2 separate regions of the Homo sapiens genome follow, and region 2 is linked to region 1. The links are chromatin loops, found by intact Hi-C in ENCODE. Cell type or tissue: ascending aorta. All regions are shown on one strand. Links, peaks and the distances in the headings refer to the core of each region. The heading gives the core; the rest is flanking DNA.

What was found. Peaks named below come from ENCODE experiments on the same cell type or tissue, not always from the same donor. Only the 100,000 strongest peaks of a DNase experiment are listed, where the experiment ranks them.
Region 2: a loop joins it to region 1, with 6 times the contacts of the local background. A loop is called at or near these places in 36 of 110 quality-filtered maps.

Annotation. Positions count from the first base shown.
Region 1 is chr12:124,763,128-124,771,203 of GRCh38, reverse strand. No RefSeq gene overlaps it. Among named protein-coding and RNA genes, the nearest start is that of SCARB1, 97 kb to the left of the region's middle. In ascending aorta, for the core only: a CTCF peak has its summit at 4,028 (motif pointing right); a DNase peak (open chromatin) is centred at 4,033; H3K27ac peaks cover 990 bases.
Region 2 is chr12:124,319,869-124,322,368 of GRCh38, reverse strand. No RefSeq gene overlaps it. Among named protein-coding and RNA genes, the nearest start is that of MIR6880, 16 kb to the left of the region's middle. RefSeq lists enhancers at 204-283, 791-900, 1,331-1,400. In ascending aorta, for the core only: a CTCF peak has its summit at 1,195; a DNase peak (open chromatin) is centred at 1,188; H3K27ac peaks cover 678 bases.

The sequences.
Region 1 (8,076 bases), core at 2,555-5,054:
AAAGAAAAGAAATGGATGTGTGAGCATTCTGTACACAGCCTGGGACGATTATGAAAGCTCTCAAATGCTGAGCCTCCAGCAAACATTTATCACACACCTACTGTGTGCAGAGCACTTGCTGGGCTCTGAGAGGGAGTCAAGCTCTGAGAAGTCTGTGTCGATTTGTTCATTCCTTCATTCAGCAAATGCTGTTTGGGTGCTCACTGTGTGTCACACACCCTCATATTTATTGCGAATCGGCTTGGGTTAGGTTCCCCAGAAGCAGACACTGAGACCAAGATTCCTGGCCAGGGAGTGTCCCAGGAGGGCAAAGGGGACTCTAGCAGCCCAGGGTCACGGACAGCTCTCAAAGGCAGACCAACAGGTCTTGGGTTTTGGATACAAAAATGCTCCAAAATCAGGGGTGTGCAAATACAGTAAAAAGAGGATTCATTTGGATCTGCTTAGAACACCAAGGGTATCCGCTTCAGAAATACAGAGGTGACCGGGTGCAGTGGCTCACCCTTGGGAGGCCGAGGTGGGCGGATTGCTTGAGGTCAGGAGTTTGAGACCAGCCTGGGCAACATAGTGAAACCCCATCTCTACTAAAAATACAAAAATTAGCCAGGTGTGGTGGCACACGCCTGTAATCCCAGCTGTGGGAGGCTGAGCCACAAGAATCGGTTGAACCTGGAAGCAGAGGTTGCAGTGAGCCGAGATCTCACCACTGCACTCTAGCCTGGGCGACAGAGTGAGACTCCATCTCAAAAAAAAAAAAAAAAAAAAGAAGAGAAAAGAAAAGAAAAACAACAACAACAAAGCTGGACGAAGCTAGAAAGCTCCCTGCCCTCACAAACTTGCCTTCTAGTGGGAGAGACAGCTGGCGAGTAAATGCATGAGTAAGGTCACGTATGAGTAAGGTCACTCATAAGTAAGGTCACACATGAGTAAGGTCACTCTGGGAAGCAACGATGCCAGGATAGAAAGAAGAGCAGGGGGTGCACCGGAGAAGAGGTGCTGGGCAGGGGGGCTGCTTAGATGAGAGCACATTTCCGGAAGTTTCCTCTGAGAAGTGCCAACTCCTGAAGGCTTCATGGGAATCTGGAGAAGAGCACTCCAGGAACCGGGAAGTACATGTGCAAAGGGCCTGGGGTAGCAACACGCAGAACAGAAACGGTGCGCTGTGGCTGGAGCCCAGAGAGTGGGACTGAGTGGGAGAAACGCAAACTGCTTTTCCTCCTCTGTTCACCCCACAACAATCAACACAGAAGACTTCTGTGACCAAATATGGGGGGCTCCCCCCACAGCAGATCAAATGAACACCTAATTCTGCAGCGGATGCCAGCTGGGGGCCCTCTGATTCAACTCAATTCTGCCGCTGTCTACCTGGAGGCAGTGTCAGACCCCACAGGTCGAGGGTTCAGACCCCAGGGCGGCCCCTTACTCCCGATGCCCCTCTCAAGCCCTGGGATGTGTCACCTGTGCTTCTCACAGACCAGCTGTGAATTGGGGTTCCCACGACCCTGTCTTTGGGTTCAATTAATTTGTTAGAACGGCTCACAGGGCTCAGGGAAGCACTGAGCTTATTTATTATAAAGGATGTTAGAAGGATACAGATGAAGAGATGCTAGGGAGAGGCATGGGGGAGGGGCACGGGGAAAGGGCATGGGGAAGGGGCATGGAGCTGCCATGCTCTCCAGGACACCACCCTCCAGGAGCCTTCCCATGCTCAAAAACTCTGTCCTCTTGAGTTTTTATGGAGGCTTCATTAGGTGGGCGTAATTTTTAAAATTATATCATTTTAAATTTTTAAATGTTTAATTTTTGTAGGTTCATAGTAAGTGTATACAGTTGTGGGGTGCATGAGATGTGTTGACACAGGCATGCAATGTGACGTAATCACATCATGGGAAGGGCGTATCCACCCCTTCAAGCATTTAGCCTTTGTGTTACAAACAATCCAGTTACACTCCTTCAGTTATTTAAAAATATACAATCAAGTTATTCTTGACTATAGTCACCCTGTTGTGGGATCAAATAGTAGGTCTTATTCATTCTTTCTCTATATGTATATGGTTTTTGTATACATGGGCATGATTGATTAAACCACAGGCCATTGGTGATCAGTTTGACCTTCAGCCTCTCTCCCCTCACTGCTGGAGGTTGGGGACTGGGCTGAAAGTCCCAGTCCTGTAGCGCTGACTTGGTTTTTCCTGAGACCAGTCCCCATCCTGAAGCTGCCTAGGGGCTGCTGGCCACCAGTGAGTCATTGGCAAACTAAACACTTTGGAGATTCCAAGGATTTTAAGGCAGAAGACCAAATAAATATTTTACACGATCACAGTGGGAGGGGGTTGGAGGGAGATGGAGGTGGAGAGCTGGGGGGCCTCGCAGTTAGGATTTTAAGTACAGTGGGAAACCACTGGAGATTTTTCCATCAGGGAGGGCTGCGTTTGCTGTTTCTGCTGTGGGAGAGGCTGCGGGGGCAGGCGTGGATGCTGGAGGTCTGGCTGGAGGCAGTGGCCCTCCTCCTGGTGACAGATGGTGGTGGTGGTGGTGGTGGTGGCCTGGGCCAGGGCGGAGCAGTGGATGAAGAAGGGACAGATGCGGGGTGTATTTTTAGGGGCTGGAGCTCATAGAACATGGTGCTAAACTGGATGTGGGAAGGGAGGGGTGAGGACGCGTCCAGTGAGACTCTCAAGTGTCTGAGCCTGACGGCCAGGGGGAGGGAGGGGCTGCTTTTTGTTTGTTAGTTTTCATTTGTTTTTGTTTGCTTGTTTGTTGTTTGTTTTCTTTTTTGAGACAGAGTCTCGCTCTGTCGCCCAGGCTGGAGTGCAGTGGTGCAATCTCTACTTACTGCAACTTCCACCTCCTGGGTTCAAGCGATTCTCCTGTCTCAGCCTCACAAGTAGCTGGGATCACAGGCGCCCGCCATCATGCATGGCTGATTTTTGTATTTTTAGTAGAGACGGGATTTCACCATGTTGGCCAGGCTGGTCTCGAACTCCTGACCTTGTGATCTGCCTGCCTCGGCCTCTCAAAGTGTTGGGATTACAGGCATGAGCCACCGCGCCAGGCCATTTTCATTTGTTTTTGAGACAGGGTCTCTGTCACCCAGGCTTGAGTGCAGTCGTGCGATCATAGCTCACTGCAGCCTCGACCTCCTGGGCTCAAGTAATCCTCCTGCCTCAGCCTCCCGAGTAGCTGGGTCTACAGGCACATGCCAGGACACCTGGCTAATTTTTAAATTATTATTATTATTATTATTATTATTATTATTATTATTTTAGAAAGAGAGTCACACTATGTTGCCCAGGGTGGTCTCGAACTCCTGGCCTCAAGCGATCGGCCCACCTCTGCCTCCCAAAGTGCTGAGATTACAAGTGTGAGCCAGAGGGAGGTGCCACTAACTGAGGAGGGAGGCAGGAAGGTGGGGCTGGGAGCAAGTAGGGCCCCGATCCCCCAGTGCAGACCCGGGCTTAGCTCAGCATGGATTGAATGGCTGTGAACTCCCTGTGGGGGCTGCAGAGGGAGGAGTCAGGACACTGAGGTTGTTGTGTCACCCACACCGGATTCATCCCCTATCCCGGTCCACCCACCCCCAGGGCATCTGGAATGTGAGAGGCCAGAGAGAGAAAGCACCACCAGGAATCCCAACGTAGCAACAGCACAAATAACAGCAGCCCCTTTTGATGCTCAGGGGAGCACATGTTTCATGGAGCTATCCAGTGACCTGTACAGCAGGGAGACTTGAGGGGACCATTTCACAGATGGGAAGACGGAGGCTGAGGGGTGAGGCTATATTTGCAAGGTGGATCTTTTTTGTGTGTGTGAGCAATTGGTCGCGCTGTCTCCCTCTTTAGACTTTACGCTGCTGAAGGCAGGCACCGAGTTCTGTGGGGTTCGTGGTCCATGGGCATGCATGCAAATCAGTCTTTGCTGAGTTAATGAATAAATGATCTGGGGTGTAGCGAGGCTGGGGATGTGGTTGCGGGAGGGGAGTTCTGCAGACCTGCCCAGGGCCTGCCAGAGGCTGCACGTGCGGATTGTGGCCGCCAGGGGGCGCTGTGGGTCCAGCCTTCAGGGCGGCCCCAGATTCAGGGAGGCCCCAGCAGCCCGGGTCTCTCTGGCGGTCCCAGGGGCTGGGAAACGTCTGTTGTTTGAGGCTCTGGACATAGCAAAGATAAAAAATGAAAAACTGATGAACTAAGGCTGCAAGAACTATGTTCTCTTGTATGTTTACATGTAAAAATTTAACAGCTTCCATACATGAAATAGTCATGCAATATATTTTTGTGAAGTTACAAGGCTTGCAAAATTCTTAATGAACCATGTCCAGAGAGGGCAGGATTTAGAAAGGGGAAATTATCACAGTTCTTTTAATCTTGGTGGTGTGGGGCTCTAGGACAGTACATTCAAGATCTTCTCCAAAATCTGATTTGTGGTGTTTTTGTGAACTCAGAGTCCAGGCCAAATGGCTGGCTGTGGTCTCCCAGGGATGGGCAATCCTGATCCAAACCTCAGATGCCCAGAAGATATAAAATCTCAACACTGGGCCAGGCGCGGTGGCTCACACCCCTAATCCCGGCACTTTGGGAGGCCGGGGTGGGCAGATCACCTGAGGCCAGGGGTTCAAGACCAGCCTGGCCAACATGGTGAAACCTTGTCTCTACTAAAAATACAAAAATTAGCTGGGCATGGTGGTGAGCACCTGTAATCCCAGATACTGGGTAGGCTGAGGCAGGAGAATCACTGGAACCCGGGAGGTGGAGGTTGCAGTGAGCTGAGATTGTGCCACTGCACTCCAGCCTGTGCGACAGAGTGAGACTCTGTCTCAAAAAAAAGAAAAGAAAAGAAAAAAAAAGAAAATCTCAATGCCGGCCACTCCCAGCCCAGTCAGGCAAGCTCAGCTCTGGCATCCTGGCTTGCTCTCCTGGAACAGACTGTTGCTAGCATTCATTGAATCTTTCTGAGTGCCGTGCACTATTTTAAACCCTTGGCATATGCTCACTTAGTTTTCATCATAACCCAGGCGAGTGCTGTTATCATCATCATCTTCATTTTACAGATGAGGAAACTGAGGCACAGAGAGGCGAGGTCATTGTCCAAGGTCTTATGGCTGGAAAGGATCGGAGTCTGGATATGAATATTGGCCACTGGTTGGGGGGCATACATGCTTATCAGCTACTCTGCATACCTCCTCATTGACTGGGAACCAGAGCTTGCTGTGGGTGCTGGCTGAGGCATCCCACTTTATCTTATCCCTTATCCCAAGTGAAACTCAACTTGGGAACCCAGCTTCAAGAAACATAATTTCCAGGCAAAGGCAATGAATGCACACAGGTCCTGGCTCTAGAGCTTCTGAGGAGCCTGGGAGAGGAAAGGAGGTTGCAAGGCTCATTTCCCCCAAATCCAGTCCCAGCTCCATCTAGAAAGAGGCCCCCCGCATACCAAGCATGTGTCCAATCACTCCAGAAAAGCCCCTGGCAGGGGAGCATCCAGGCTCATTCCAGAGAGGTCAAGAATGGGAGGGGAAGAAGAGGAGTAAGAATAAACATGTCTAAAAATAGTGCTTGGATCTCCGAAACCCACAACAAAACAGGAAAGAGAGGGCAGGAGAACTGGGAGGGAGAAGCCTGGAGGTTTGGCTGAGGGAAGAATAAGGTGCACTGCCCTGGTGGGGGCTGTTTCTCTGACTTTCCTCTCTGAAGTCTTGGGAGCTAGGCTGGATGGAGGGTCTGAGCATAAAGGCCAAATATCTCTGGAGTCATGAGTGTTTCCAGATTTCACAACACGTTTGCCATGAAGCCTTAGCCCTAGCAAACTTCATAGCATTTAGAAGTCCTCGACTGAGGCAGAGGGAGGCTTTTAAGAGGGAGCTTTTTTTTTTCTTCCCCCTTTCAGGAACAGATGTTTGAGCAACATTGGCCATGATGCACATGTTTCTGCAAACCAGATCTCACTTACCTCCTCAGCTTCCATTGCAAAATGGGACTTCCACTCCCCTGGGAAAACATCTCTGCAGATGGACTGGAACAACTTGGCATGGAAGGTATTAAGCCTGAGGCTTGTGGTTGGGCCTGCAGTGGTTTCTCAGAACTGTGCAACACCCTTCTGGTCTCTGGGATTTTCCCTCTGCTTCTATGACCAGCCTCATCTGTTCTTTTCTGGGCCACAGGAATTTCTTCCATTTCAGGGAACAGGGACTCTGAGATTAAACACTGGCATCTCTGGTCATGCACTGTGGTGTGCTTGGCCCTGTGGTCTCTCTGTCTGTGGCAGTAACAGCTGTTTGAGGGAAGGACATAGTTTCCTTCATGATGTCAGCCTTGGAGATTAGGCAGATGGCAGGGTTTGGAAGCTAGAGCTGTGTGCTGAAGAAGATTGGATTCACTGTGTCCCTCAGGCAAGTCACTTTGACCCCTCTGTGCCTGTGTCCACTTCTGTCCAACAGGAATTCTAATTCCTGCCCCATCAATTTCAGATTCTCATGAGGATCATTAAGAAAAACATTTTATGCACTTTCAGTTGAAAATAGTTTGGGAAGATTTTCAAATGTGTCATAAAGCACTCTTGGAACAAACCCTAACATCCACGACCCAGTTTAGCTAAGTATTTACAAGGTCTAGTGGAGCTGAGCTGTAATACCACACATCACCAGCAGGTGCCACTGTCAAACACATCATGAGCGTTCTTGCACATGGGAGTAGTGTGGTTATCGTACATTGTGTAAAACTAGTTTTTTTAAATGGAGGGATGCATGTGGATCAGTGGAGGCAAGTTCAAATGCTTACAGAACTGGGCAGGCAGTGTAAATAGGCCCAACAGGCCAGGTGCTTGTTCATTGAGTGGTAGGGTAGTTTGTGCGACTGGCTATAGGGTAAAGGCATGCCCTACCCACAAGCATGGCTAGAGATCAAGGGGGTGGGTGTGGGAACAGCTGATGCCTTACCTCCCCAAAGTGGCACCTGTTCATCACTTTTAAAGGTACACTGTTGGCACCATTATTATTATTATTATTTTGAGAAAGAGTCTCATTCTGTCACCCAGGCTGGAGTGCAGTGTCATGATCTCAGCTCACTGCAACCTCTGCCTCCCAGGTTCAAGCTATTCTTCTTGTGTCTCAGCCTCCCGAGTAGCTAGGATTACTGGTGTGCACCACCACACCTGGCTAATTTTTTGTATTTTTAGTAGAGATGGGATTTCACCATGTTGGCCAGGCTGGTCTCGAACTCCTGGCCTCAATTAATCCACCCACCTTGGCCTCCCAAAGTGTTGGGATTACAGATGTGAGACACCGTGCCCGGCCAACACCATTATTGTTAAGACCATGATGAAAACATGTTAAAGTGTGAAAGTGAGGCGTTAGACCTGTGGTTAAAGACAGTGGCATTCTGTGTGTTGGATTCTGGGGTAATGACACCCCCTCCCTCTGCACTCCGGCCCAGGCTGCCTTCCTGTGATTGCAGAACTGATTACTGCCTCAAGGGAATGCAGACCAATGTTGCCAGATCGTCTATTTTTTTTTAAGAAGAGAATGTGGTTTTTTAAAATGTGAAATCTCCTGAGTTTTAATTATTGGCAACAAATTCCAATTATAATACTATATGGGCCAGCCAAGTGCAGTGGCTCATGCTTGTAATCCCAACACTTTGGGAGGCTGAGGCAGGTGAATTGCTTGAGCCCAGGAGTTCGAGACTGGCCTGGGCAACATGGTGAAACCCTGTCTCTATAAAAAATACAAAAATTAGCAGGGCGTGGTGGTACACACGTGTGGTCCCAGCTACTTGGGAGGCTGAGGCGGGAGGTTGGCTTGAGTCCAGGAGGTCGAGGCTGCAGTGAGCTGAGATTGCGCCAGTGCACTCCAGCCTGGGCAACAAAGCAAGACTATGTCTCAAGAAAAAAAAATACCATGTGGGCCAAATGAAACATGTCTTGGCCAGGACTCAGTCTGTCAGTTTTGAGGTGGTATTTGCCTCTGCCTTTTAGGTGTGTAACTTGAGTCTAAGCGTCTGTGGCTATCCACCTCTTTCTGGAGGTGTGTGGGTGGCTATACCTCATCAGCCTGATTCACTGAATGTGGTGTTTTTTGCATGA
Region 2 (2,500 bases), core at 1-2,500, 450 kb after region 1:
TTCCCCTGCTGGTCCAGAGTGTCTTGAAGCCTCCTGGTAGGGTTTCCATCTGGACAGCCCCATCACAACCTCTTAGCCATCCTATGTCCCCAAGCCCATGGGGACAGCGCTGGCCTGAGTGTGGCCGCTGAGGCCTGCCCCCATCCTAGAGCAGAGGTCAGAGAACCTTTCCTCTTGGCAGAGCCATGAGGTCAGCTCTGCCCCAATAGCATTCCTGGAGCCACTGTGGAGTGAAGACCCCCAGTCTGTGTCCCACTCCACCCAAGACCCACCAGACATGTAGACAGTTGGCAGCCAGGAAACGCCTGCCCTGCAAAAGCTGAGTCTTGCTGGGTGGGTTCCCAGGGTGGCCCCAGCTTCCCAGGCCCCTAAAAGCTTTCGGAGTACAAAGGGGGTGGGAGGTGGGTCCTCTGCCCCTCATGGGCGCAAGATAATCTGCAAAGCAGGGCATGCTCTTTTTGTTCTTCCTTCAGAAGTGCGTCTGAGTCATGCTAAGCGTGGGGATACCCAGGGTCCTGGAATTCTGCCTGTCCCCATCTCTCAGCCTTCATGCCCAGGCAGTCTGGGATGCTGACCTCAGTTCACCCAGAAAGAGGCAGTCCCAAATCCCCAAAGAGGGCCCACCCTGGCCCAGCTACTGGTAAGCAGGGACAAAGGGGTGGTGCCAACACAGATGGAATTCATCCTTGGGGGCTCTGATGGGGATTTGCCAGCAAGGATAGCCAAGGCTGGGGGTCCCTGGCCCTGTGCTGGTGTCTGACCAGCCTCACATCCAGCACTGCAGAAACCAGCCCCACAGGACTGGGGGGCAATGAAAGGGAGAACCATGGTCTGCTGGAAGCAGAAATTGCCACCTTCTGCCCTGACCTTCCCAGGGGACCCAAAGCCTCCAGGGCCCAGGCTTGCCCAGGGTCCTGCCTCCCCTGGAGTGGGGACCAGGGAGGAGGGGCATCCTCAGGGGCTCTGCCCAGCCTCACTGGCTCTCGGTGTCCCACCCTGATTACTGTGCCCAGGTTAAAAATAAGCAGAAGCCTTGGGCCCATGCAGGACCTGGATTCCAGCTTGGTGACTGTGATCTGTGTGAACTTGGGGATGCTTTGGGTGCCCTCTGGGCCTTGGTTTCTCATCTGTGCGCTGGGCTTTCATGCGTCCCAACAGGGCTGAGCCTGGTGCTGGGCTGTAGTTCTGAGGCCGGCAGGCAGATGGCAGTGTGGGGCCGGCAAAGGGCACTGTCCCAGGCAGGCCTGCCCTCCACCCAGGGCACAGAGTGGCCCCTACCCAGAATCCAGGATGGGTTGGGGTGTTGGTCATGCCAGCCGCCAGGGGTTACCCACTCACATCGGTGAGGCCCAAGATCCCACAGCACCTTGTTGAGCCACCAGTTAGACCAGAGAGATGGGAGTGGATCACAGGGCTCAGCCCTCACGGTCATCACCATCAGCCCCTGTCTCTGTGCCTCTGAATTGGTACCACTCAGCACCATGGCGTATCTTCTCTGAGGACCAGGGACTTAGACCCAACCCAGGCGGTTGTTTGCAGGTGCATGGAAAGCTCGCAGCCTCCTGCCCTCAGAGGGTCCACTCTGTCTCCCAGCTACAGCCAGTTGGTCCTCAGCCTTCAAAGAGGTCATCCTACCTACCCCCAAAGAGGTCATCCCACCTACCCCCAAAGAGGTCATCCCACCTACCCCCAAAGAAAGAGGTCATCCCACCTACCCCCAAAGAAAGAGGTCATCCCACCTACCCCCAAAGAAAGAGGTCATCCCACCTACCCCCAAAGAAAGAGGTCATCCCACCTACCCCCAAAGAAAGAGGTCATCCCACCTACCCCTAAAGAAAGAGGCCATCCCACCTACCCCTAAAGAAAGAGATCATCCCACCTACCCCCAAAGAAAGAGGTCATCCCACCTACCCCTAAAGAAAGAGGTCATCCCACCTGCCCCCAAAGAGGTCATCCCACCTACCCCTAAAGAGGTCATCCCACTTACCCCTAAAGAAAGAGGTCATCCCACCTACCCCTAAAGAAAGAAAGAGGTCATCCCACCTACCCCTAAAGAAAGAGGTCATCCCACCTACCCCTAAAGAAAGAGGTCATCCCACCTACCCCTAAAGAAAGAGGTCATCCCACCTACCCCTAAAGAAAGAGGTCATCCCACCTACCCTTAAAGAAAGAGGTCATCCCACCCGCCCCCAAAGAAAGAGGTCATCCCACCTGCCCCCAAAGATGTCATCCCACCTACCCCCAAAGAAAGAGGTCATCCCACCTGCCCCTAAAGAAAGAGGTCATCCCACCCACCCCCAAAGAAAGAGGTCATCCCACCTCCCCCCAAAGAAAGAGGTCATCCCACCCGCCCCCAAAGAAAGAGGTCATCCCACCCGCCCCCAAAGAAAGATGTCATCCCACCCCTGTCTTATGTGGCTTTTTCACTGCTGCATCTTTAAAATGAAGACTCATGCTGTTCCCCTGACCCCCATCTCCCTGGAAAACCCCTATACACACT